Regions from separate parts of the Homo sapiens genome. Here region 2 is linked to region 1. A link is an interaction called in ENCODE POLR2A ChIA-PET data of the cell type or tissue named here. Cell type or tissue: PC-3. All regions are shown on one strand. Links, peaks and the distances in the headings refer to the core of each region. The heading gives the core; the rest is flanking DNA.

Evidence for each region. ChIA-PET counts read pairs that join two places held together with the same protein. Peaks named below come from ENCODE experiments on the same cell type or tissue, not always from the same donor. Only the 100,000 strongest peaks of a DNase experiment are listed, where the experiment ranks them.
Region 2: POLR2A ChIA-PET joins it to region 1 with 15 read pairs; 2 of 35 experiments call an interaction of 5 or more read pairs at or near these places.

What each region holds. Positions count from the first base shown.
Region 1 is chr6:131,255,771-131,261,156 of GRCh38, reverse strand. The region is part of intron 7 of AKAP7 (A-kinase anchoring protein 7); the gene reads right to left. Among named protein-coding and RNA genes, the nearest start is that of AKAP7, 120 kb to the right of the region's middle. In PC-3, for the core only: no CTCF peak of the experiment used is centred there; no DNase peak of the experiment used is centred there; H3K27ac peaks cover 3,150 bases.
Region 2 is chr6:131,393,868-131,399,253 of GRCh38, reverse strand. The region is part of intron 3 of LOC105378005 (a long non-coding RNA gene); the gene reads left to right. Among named protein-coding and RNA genes, the nearest start is that of ARG1, 180 kb to the left of the region's middle. In PC-3, for the core only: no CTCF peak of the experiment used is centred there; no DNase peak of the experiment used is centred there.

The DNA.
Region 1 (5,386 bases), core at 161-5,160:
TGGTGCAATCTCAGCTCACTGCAACCTCCACCTCCTGGGTTCAAGCGATTCTCCTGCCTCAGCCTGCTGAGTAGCTGCGATTACAGGCATGTGCCACTACGCCCAGCTAACTTTGTATTTTTAGTAGAGAAGGGGTTTCTCCATGTTGGTCAGGCTGGTCTCAAACTCCCAACCTCAGGTGATCCACCCACCTCGGCCTCCCAAAGTGCTGGGATTACAGTCATGAGCCACTGTGCCGGGCCATTAAAATATTCATTTAATAGTGACTATAAATTAAGGAAAATAAAAAGGTAGACATTTTTTCATGAAAATTTTGGTGTTCTAAGCAAAAATTAACAAGTGGAATCTAATTAAACTAAAAAGCTTCTGCACAGCAAAAGAAACTATTATCATAGTGAACAGACAACCTAAAGAATGGGAGGAAATTTTGCAATCTATCCATCTGACCAAGGGCTAATATCCAGAATCTACAAAGAACTTAAACAAATTTACAAGAAAAAAACAAACCACCCCATTAAAAAGTGGGCAAAAGACATGAACAGACACTTCTCAAAAGAAGACATCTGTGCAGCCAACAAATATATGAAAAACAGCTCAGCATCACTGATCATTAGAGAAACGCAAATCAAAACCACAATAAGATACCATCTAATACCAGTTAGAATGGCGATTATTAAAATGTCAAGAAATAACAGATGCTGGCGAGGCTGGAGAAACAGGAACACTTTTACACTGTTGGTGGGAATGTAAATTAGTTCAACCACTGTGGAAGACAGTGTGGAGATTCCTCAAAGACCCAGAACCAGAAATACCATTTGACCCAGCAATCCCATTACTGGGTATATGCCCAAAAAAATATAAATCATTCTATTATAAAGATACACGCACACGTATGTTTATTGCAGCACTATTCACAATAGCAAAGACATGGAATCAACCCAAATGCCCATCAATGATAGACTAGATAAAGAAAATGTGGTACATATACACCATGGAATACTATGCAGCCTTAAAAAGGAACAAGATCATGTCCTTTGCAGGGACATGGATGGATATGGAAGCCACTATCCTCAGCAAACTAACACAGGAACAGAAAAAAAAAACAAACACCACATGTTCTCACTTACAAGTAGGGGCTGAACAATGAGAGCACATGTACACAGGGAGGGGAACAGCACACACTGGGGCCTGTTGGGTGGATGAGGGGCAAGAGAGTATCCGGATAAATAGCTAATGCATGCAAGGCTTAATACCTGGGTGATGGGTTGATGGGTGGAGCAAACCACCATGGCACACATTTACCTAACAAACCTGCACACTCTGCACAGGTATCCCAGAACTTAAAATAAAATTTAAAAAAATTTTGCTCTTCCATTTAAATTGTTCGGTGACTTAAAATAGTTTGAAAATTCTGCCTTAAAAAATCTTCTCTCAGGCAATTTATTATGAATTACTAATACAAAATTTGACTATGAGAACTTCTCTATTTTATGATCCCATTTCAGTATTTTCATTGTTTAAAACAAGATTTACTGCAAACATAATTAGAATACTACTGGGTTTAATGTATCTTTACCACTGGCTTCTAAGACCACCAAAAGAAAATGTGTTAAACTAACACTCACTGTCCTAATTCTGTTCCCCTAGAGCCATACAAAACAACTCTTCTTTTGCTTCCACATTAAAGAGCCCTCTAAATGTTCTAAGACCACTAATTCTTCTACCTTCTCTCCTCCCAGCTAAGCTGCCTGAGTCCTTCAGCTTTCCTCTTGTGATGTGGTTTCCAGGCTCGTCACCATCCTGGCCTCCCTCAGGTCACACTCCAGCTGGCCAGTACTCTAAACAAAGTCTGACTACAATAGCCCTAGATAGAAAGTCTGAGATTAACAAGTCATCTGCTTGCCAGTTTATCAGCTATCAATCAAATCCTGAAAAGGCTGCATTTCACAGCTAACTTTAGCTGAACATTTAAAATGCTTAGAAAGTGTGAATTATATTTTTGCTTAAACAGTCAGATATGAGACATCAAACTGAAGCCTGATGTAATTCACATGGCAAATGCCAACAACTACTATCTGACCTCGAAGTCAGGAGAGAAGCCGGGGAGGGGCTCTGAGCCAGGTCGTTTAGAGTGAATCACCCTTTCCACCTGATTCCTTCTTCCCTCTCCCATCAGCACTACAAACTAGGTAACTAGGTGAGCTCTGACTCCCTTGGGAATATGAGATCCTCTGTCAATCCACACCAAGCATCTTGTTTGTATATCACTTTCTCCCTGGCACTACATAGATACATAATAGGTTTATTAATGTTCTTGACTAAATTCATAAGTTTTGGGGGAAAGTATATAAATAAGTGCAGAAAATTATAAGCCTCAAATATCTCTGATTTAACCTTTAATAAAATTAACAACATTTATGTTCTAGTTACCATATAATTTAAGTTAAAGCTATACTTATTCTTTATATTTTCATCATACAGTTCCGCTTTTGTCTATGACTATTTGCTAAGGGCAAAGAACTTTACCATGCAACTGAAAGATTTATTTTAATAGTTTCAAGGTCTGTTAACTTGTAACTCACATTATGAATGTTAGTCACAGAAGATTTTATTTGCTAAGATGTTTGCTGTAGGAACTGTTTGTTCATGTCAAGTTGTAAATCCTGCCTGGGATAGAAGCTTAAGGTAATTTCCAATTTGGGTAGTAATTAACTCACTCTCAGTGACTTAGCTATGGAACTCCCTGGGCATGTAAGAGGCATGGCTTTGCTTGTTAGACTGAAAGCATCAATCAATATCCTTTATCTTGGCTTTTTACGTTCAAGGCATAATAAACTTTGAGGTCTCACAGATTTCTTTTTACAAGGCCATGTAACTTTTTAAAGAAAGAATCCATTAGTAGGAAGCATGTGTTACTCATCATCATACCTTTCAGAACACCTGGCTCAGAGTTTTCTGAATCATGGGCTCAACAACATTAATTGAAGTGAACCTGCTATTCCTTAACAGCAGCTCTGACTTAAGGCTACATTTCATTGCAACTAAAATGGAACATGAATAGTAAGTCAGAGAACTCTCACTTCTTCACTAGGTTTGGTAATATTTGTTTCGGAATACACACTGGGACATGGCATCTAATAAACTCAGAAAATATAATTTCCCTGCAACAAAAAAAGTGTATTAATTGTGTAACCACAGTCACCTTAGAAGTCAGCTTGGCATAACTATGGTTTTATTTCTACTTATATACACACTGAGTGTCCCCTAAATCAAGCAAGTGTAAACAAAGAAAAAAGGGAGGATTTACTGCTTCATGTAGTGCAGAAGGTCTTGGGCATGGCTGAACTCAGAGGCTCAGACACTCATCAGGACTCTCTCCTTCCCTAGGCTTACTTTCCTCTGTGCTGGCTCCATTCTCAGAACGACTCTTCCTGATGGTACTTGCTCTACAGTACCAAGTACTGTGATCTTAGGATGACAGCCTTTCTGCTCACAACCCAAAAGGAAGACAGGCTCTCTATCAAATCTCAAGGAAGATCATGGTTGACTTTGCTAGGACCACATGTCTCTCCTGGGGCAGGAAGTAAGGCCTCATGATGGACAAGACCCCAAGAAGTGGGGGAAAGAGTTCCCCATTCCCCATAGGAAATTAGGCTGTGCAGATCAATGCTGCAAGTCTACTCAAAAATTCAAGGTCTGACATTCCAAGTGCCTTTTTATCTCTACTGCATAAGGTAGAAATAAAAGCATAGTTCTGCCAAGCTGACTTTTTTTTTTTTTTTTTTTTTTGAGACAAGGCCTCACTTTGTCACCCAGGCTGGAGTACAGTGGTGCAATCATGGCACTTCAGCCTCCCGAGTAGTTGGGACTACAGGTACACATTATCACACCCAGTTAATTTTTGCCATGTTGCCCAAGCTCAAGCTGACTTCTTACTGCGGCTATGCAATTAACACACTATTTGCTGCAAAGAAATTTATATTTACTGAGTCTATTATATGCCAAGCACAGTGTCAGGAATTTTATAGGCATTAGCTTATTTAATTTTCTCAATAGGTAGATACTGTTTAAGACAAATGCACAGAAAAAAATCTTAGAGAAGTTAAACGGTAAATGTCAGAACCAAAAGTGCAAACTGAGCCATTTTGTCTCTAGAGCCTCCATTTTTCTACCATATAGACATTGAGAATTTTGAAACTCTTTTGAGTTGGGCTGTCATCATCACTGCTTATCTTTTATTTTTTATTTCATTATTTTACTATAAATATTTCCCAAGAGCACTTGGGATAATTTGGTCTTATTAAAATGCAAATCCATGGCTGGGTGCAGTGGCTCACATCTATAATCCCAATACTCTGGGAGGCCGAGGTGGGAGGATCACTTGAGGCCAGGAGTTTGAGACCTGCTTGGGCCATCTCTTTAATAATAATAATAATAATAATAATAATGTCCCAGGAAGGAGTAATTCAGATATGAAACTTTCTTTTATTAGCCAAAAGCTTTCGGTATATCAGAGTCCTGCTGCTTCTTTCATGGCCCCCCAGGAAGATGACACAGGACAGACCACATCACACTGCTGAAGGACAGGGCTTTTGGATACAGCTCATGGCAGTCAATGGCTCTACTGGGGGCTGGGAATAATTCTACAACCTTGCTATTCCTCATGGAAATTATTCAACATTTGATGGTAGAATCCTGCAAACTCTAAAAATGTCAGAATAACAAGAAGGAATCCAGTTACCACATAGCCTATGAATTAATAGATGGAATCAGGAAGGTAAGATAAGAATAGTAAGTACTAGCATTTGCTCTAATGTTCCTTTACTTGATTTTAGAAACATAAGCCTCCTAATTACAAATTATTTAATAAAGGGAAAATCTAACCTTTAGTGACTATGGTTAAATGTTTGTTTTACCTTGCACACCATTCCTGCTGCTACCACAATATTACCCACAGAAATCTTACGCAAAATGTAGTCTCAGGTTACACACAATACCTCTGGCTTCACTGCTTCAGAAAGAGGGCAGCAGATGCTGAGCTGCCTAGGATCCCAGCCTTCTACCAGCTCTCAGCCCCATGGCACCCCGGGAGACTGTAACTGAGAAATCCCCCACACTTCTGGCTTTCAGCAACTTGCACTCTTAAATGAGACAGGGAGCATCTATTTTCTAACAGTTGCATTTAATAAGCAGTCTTGAACATAATCCTAGCATAGTACTTGGCACACAGTAAACATTAAATAAATTAAGAGGAGGAGAAAAAGAGGGGAAGTCAAAGAGGAAGATTTGGAGGAGGAGGAAGAGAAAGAATTGCATCACATCTATATCACTCATTCTTTTATTCCCTAGACTCTTAGCTCTAAGGGGCAAATGAGAAAATATGAAT
Region 2 (5,386 bases), core at 57-5,056, 140 kb before region 1:
CCCAAGGTAGAATAAAAACCTCTAGAAAGGTAAAGTACCCAGGGAATATTTCCTGCCCCTAAATCTTTTTTCTTCTTTTTTTCTTTTTTTTTCAGAAAAAGTCTCGCTCTTGTCCCCCAGGCTAGAGTGCAATGGCGCAATCTTGGCTCACTGCCCCCTCGGCCTCCCAGGTTCTAGCAATTCTCCTGCCTCAGCCTCCTGCGCAGCTGGGATTACAGGCGCCTGCCACCACACCCAGCTAATTTTTGTATTTGAAGTAGAGATAGGGTTTCACCATGTTGGCCAGGCTTGTCTTGAACTCCTGACCCCAGGTGAGCCGCCCCCCTTGGCCTCCCAAAGTGCTGGATTACAGGCATGAGCCACCGTGCCCGGCCTCCTGCCCCTAAATCTTTTGAAGAACACTACAGCTTTCCCATTTTGTTTACACCTATACTCCCTAATACCATTATTTGCTTTTACACATAGCTATCCTATTTTTTTTTTAATAAAAAGGTAAACCTCTACTGCTCCCATATTTTAACCAATAGCTTATTGGATATTCTGTGTAAAGTCTATATCAATTTCCTTCTTAATGAAATATGAATCTGGGCTTCTAAGGCAAATAGTGGTGGGCTACTCTCCTGTTAGTGGCACCCCATGGAAAAAATTTCTAAGGGCAAAGTGAATGAATCAAGGTCGTCAACAGTTTTACTGATCTTTACTCATCTTTTGATGCCATGGACTGGTACCAAGTATGAGCTAAGCTCTTTGAATTCAAAACATAACCCCAGCTATTGATTTTAATAGAGAACTAGCTCCTTATCATTAAACGTGTGAGGGTCTGTGGGAACCTTGTTTATATGGGTCTGATAACAGTGCTTACTGGAATTATAAGGGGCATGCCCTGACCCCCTGCACACAAAGAGTTTCAGATTACTTTTGGGTAAATTGAATGCATAAAGAAGAAAACAATAAGCATTCCTCCATGCGCAGGCAACGTGATTCATGGCCTCACAACAGTAATTATAACAGAGCCTGGCCTTGCTGTCTATTTATAGTACTATCAGAAATAAGAACTGGAGCTCAATGTTTTCAAAACAAAAGCTATAATTTTTGAAAATGACTTTTAACATTATATTTGAGAATACAACTTTCTCCGTTAACTAAGGGTACATTTTACAGTACCAAAAGTACTGTAAAAGAAGTTATATTAATTAGATTTTATCCTTCTGAGAGTACTTTAGTGGGAATTATTTTAATGGCATGAGAGATTTGCTAACACTGATTCTGAATTTTTTTAAATGAAAATAGGTCTGGGACAGTGTTTCTCAATCTTGGGTTATGAGTAGACCATCTTTTAAAATGTATAAACTATGTTATATTGAATACATACGAAAGAATATATATAATTGATAAGCAAGGTATGAAGTGTGTGCGTGTGTGTGTGTGTGTGTGTGTGTGTGTGTTTTCAAGACAGGATCTCATTCTGTCACCCAGGCTGGAATGCAGTGGTACAATCATGGAGGCTGCTACTGTAGCCTCCAACTCCTGGGCTTAAGCAAACTTCCCCTCTCAGCTTCCGGAGTAATTAGGACTACAGGCATGTGCCACCTTGCCTGGCTAATTTTTATTTTCATAGAGATGGGGTCTCACTGTGTTGCCTAGACTGGTCTCAAACTCCTGGCCTCAAGTGATCCTCCTTTCTTGGCCTCCCAAAGTGTTGGGATTACAGGAATGAACCACCATGCCCAGCCAATGTTTTTTAAATGAACCTATCACCTAGCTTAAGAAGTAGGACATGGTCGCACAATGATGAAACCCACTGTGGACTCCCTTTCTTCCACTCCAACCCCCTGAAGAATCCACTAGCCAGTTTTGAGCTTAGCTTTGCTTTATATTTTCAAAAATACTTTTACCACATATGAACCCATCACTAAACAACATACTGTTCAAATTTACTTTATAAAAATTGCTTTATACACTCTATAATAGTCTACAGCTTGCTTTCTTAACTCAATTTTGTTGCTGTAACTCATTCCTGTTGTTCCTTATAGTTCTCGTTTGTTTGTTTCAGCTGCTCTATAATATTCCATTGTGTGAATATACTTCAATAGATTGAGCTAGTCTTCTGCCTACATTTTGATTATTTCCTGTTTTTTCACTATGATGATGCTGCCATGACCATTTTTTAACATTGAAAGTTATTTTTTTCTGAGATACTTCATCAGTGCTTTAGATTTTCGCTATTTCCATAGGTGTACAGTGGCATCTCATTTTTAAAAAACATGCAATTCCCAATTGACATATGAGATTGAGCTTATTTTCATAATATTTTTGCATATGCTTATTTGCTACCTGAATATCTTTTTTCTTGAGGTGTCTTCTGATCTTTTGCCCATTTTTGTTAAATTGAGTATTCATTTTCTTATTGTTGAGTTTTCAGAGTTCTCTGTGTGTTTTGGATATAAGTCCTATGTCACACGTGTGTTTTGCAAAGATTTTCTCCCAGTCTGTAATTTGCCTTTTCATTCTCTTAGCTGTGTCTTTCACGTGGCAGAAGTTTTACATTTTAATGAAGTCCAACTTATCAGTTTTTTTTCTTTCATGGATTATGCTTTTGGCAGTATATCTAAGAACCCATTGCTAGACCCAAGTTCACCTAGATTGACTCCTATGTTACCTCCCAGAGGTTTTATAGTTTTGCATTTTACATTAGGCCTATGATTCATTTTAAGCTAATGTTTGTGAAAAGTATAAGGTCTGTGTCTGGATTCATTTTGTTGCATGTAGATGTCCAGTTGTTCCGGCACCATTTGTTGAAAAAAACTGGTTTTTTTTTTCTCAATTGAACTGTCGTTGCTCCTTTGACCAGGGTCAGTTGATTATATTAGTGTGTGTCTGTTCCTGAGCTCTCTATTCTGTTTTTTGATCTGTTTGTTATTCTTATGCCAATATCACACTGTTTTCACTACTGTGCTTTATAATAATCTTGAAATCAAGTAATGCCAGTCCTCTGAGTTTGTTCTATTTCTTTAATATTATGTTGGCTATTCTGAGTCTTTTGCCTTTCCAGATAAACTTTATAATTAGTTTATCAATAACCACAAATAACTTTCTGGGATTTTGATTTGGATTGCATTAAACCTATAGATCAAGTTGGGAAGAACTGGTATCTTAGTACTGTCAGAACTTCCCAGCCATGGGCATAGAATATCTCTCTATTAATTTAGATCTTCTTTGATTTATTTTTTTAAAAATCAGAGTTCTTGTGGATAAAATTTTGCTATGAATTCACTTTCTTTAACAGATGTGGAAGTATCCAGTTTATCTACTTCTTGACTGGCATTTGATAGTTTCTGACTTTCCAGGGATTTATTAATTTTATATGAATTGTCAAATTTATTGGTATAAAATTGTTAATAATATTCCTTTATTATACTTTTAATATGTGCAGATTGTGTAGTGATGCCCCTTCTTTCATTCCTGATGTTGAATATTTGTGTTATCACACCCCAACCCCGTACTGATTAATCTGTCTAGAGGTACATCAATTTTATTTATCTCCTCAATGTACCAGCTTTGTGTTGCATTTACTTTCTGTGTTGTTTATCTGTCTTCTATTTCATTGATTTCTGCTCTGATTGTTACTATTTTCTTTCTTCTGCTTACTTTGTGTTTCATTAATCTTCTTTTTCTAGTTTTTTAAGGTGAGAGCTGAGGTCATGGTTTTGAATCCTGTCTTATTTTCTAACAGAGGTGGTGAGTGCTATAACGTTTCCCCTAATTATTGCTTTAGCAGAATCCCAAAACATTTGATATGTTGTGCTTTCCTTTCCATTCAGCTTAAAATACTTACTAGGAGAAGCACTTGCAAAATGGTAAAGTTAGTACTTCTCAAAATCTGCCCCTTTGTAAAAACAAGGAGATCACTGGCAAAAATTGTCAAAATTCAGAATTCTGGCAATTAACCAAAGGCTTGCAACAATCTAAGGAGTGTTTATTCAAGAACATCAGATGAACCTCAGTAAGAGCAGTGACCTTTGTGGAGTGACCCTGTCCCCATCCCTTGCTCTATAGCTCCATGGTAGCCTTGAAAACCTATAGCCTTTCACTATAGTAGCTATGAAAACCAGCAGCCTAGCAGCCACGGCAATGGGCAGAATGGATTTGGAGCTCCCCCCAAAAGCCCCATCCCCAGAGAATTGTCATATTTGACATCTCTGGAAACTCCCTGGAAAAGCTCCATTCTCAAAGCTTGTCTTTATTTTACCTCACTGAGAGCATGTTCCATGCAAACAACCTTTTCACCAGAGCATTTGTAAAAATCAATGAATAGCAATGGTTTAACATCACCACTGCTGGAGGCAGCATGAGGCTGACCAAAAATCTTAAAAGGAAAAACTGGGGAGTGAGATATCCATAAAGGGCTTTGAAAAATTCCAACATATTTCTGAGATTCTAGGAGGCCACATGCATGCTTAGGGTTGTGTGCATGCCCAGGAAAGAATTGAGAAGGCTCCAGTTTCTCACCTTAGGCTGATCTTGAGGCTCCGTGCAAAATTTGGTTTTAGAGAGGCTAAAGTTCATCTTTAGGAAGATTAAAGCAAAGTTGTAAATTGCCTGCCAGATCACTGAAGGCATGCCTCAACATACACCGTAGCCATTTGGCAAAGGTTGGAAGACTTACTGGTTCAAATTCCTTAAGGAAATCTCTATCCAACCATTACCCAACCACTAAGCTAACTATAGAGACTTCAGTAGTTACATGCAAAAAATATAGACCTTATAGAATTATGTAGAAAAGACACTAAGCAAACAAACAGCAGCAGCAACAATAACAGTCACAAACAACCCCACTCTGGGAGAAGGGGAATCTGATTACCAAAGTCGCTACATTTTATTATGTAAAGTGTCCAGTTTTCAAGAACAACAAAAAATGAGACATGCAAAGAAGCATGACGATATGGCCCCCAAAAAGGGGAAAAACAGCCAATAGAGACTGTCTCTGAGGAAACCCAGATGTTGGACTTACGAGACAAAGAGTTTAAATATGTTCAAAGAACTAACAGAAACTATGTCTAAGGAATTAAAGGTAATTATGATGTCTCATCAAATATCAATACATAGAAACTATTTTAAAAACTAGCTATTTCAAAGTATAAAAGAACTGAAATTAAAATTTAGTAGAAGAGTTCAACAGCATATTGAATTAGCAGAAGAAAGAATAAGAAAAATTGAAGATATGTCAATTGAGATGATCTAGTCTAAGATACAAGCAAAAAAAAAAAGAATAGAGAAAAAAAGGATAGCGCCTCAGAGACCCATGGGACATCATTAAGTTTACCAACATACACATAAAGGAAGTCAAAGAGGAGAAGAGAGAGAGAGAGAAAGGAATAGAAAGATT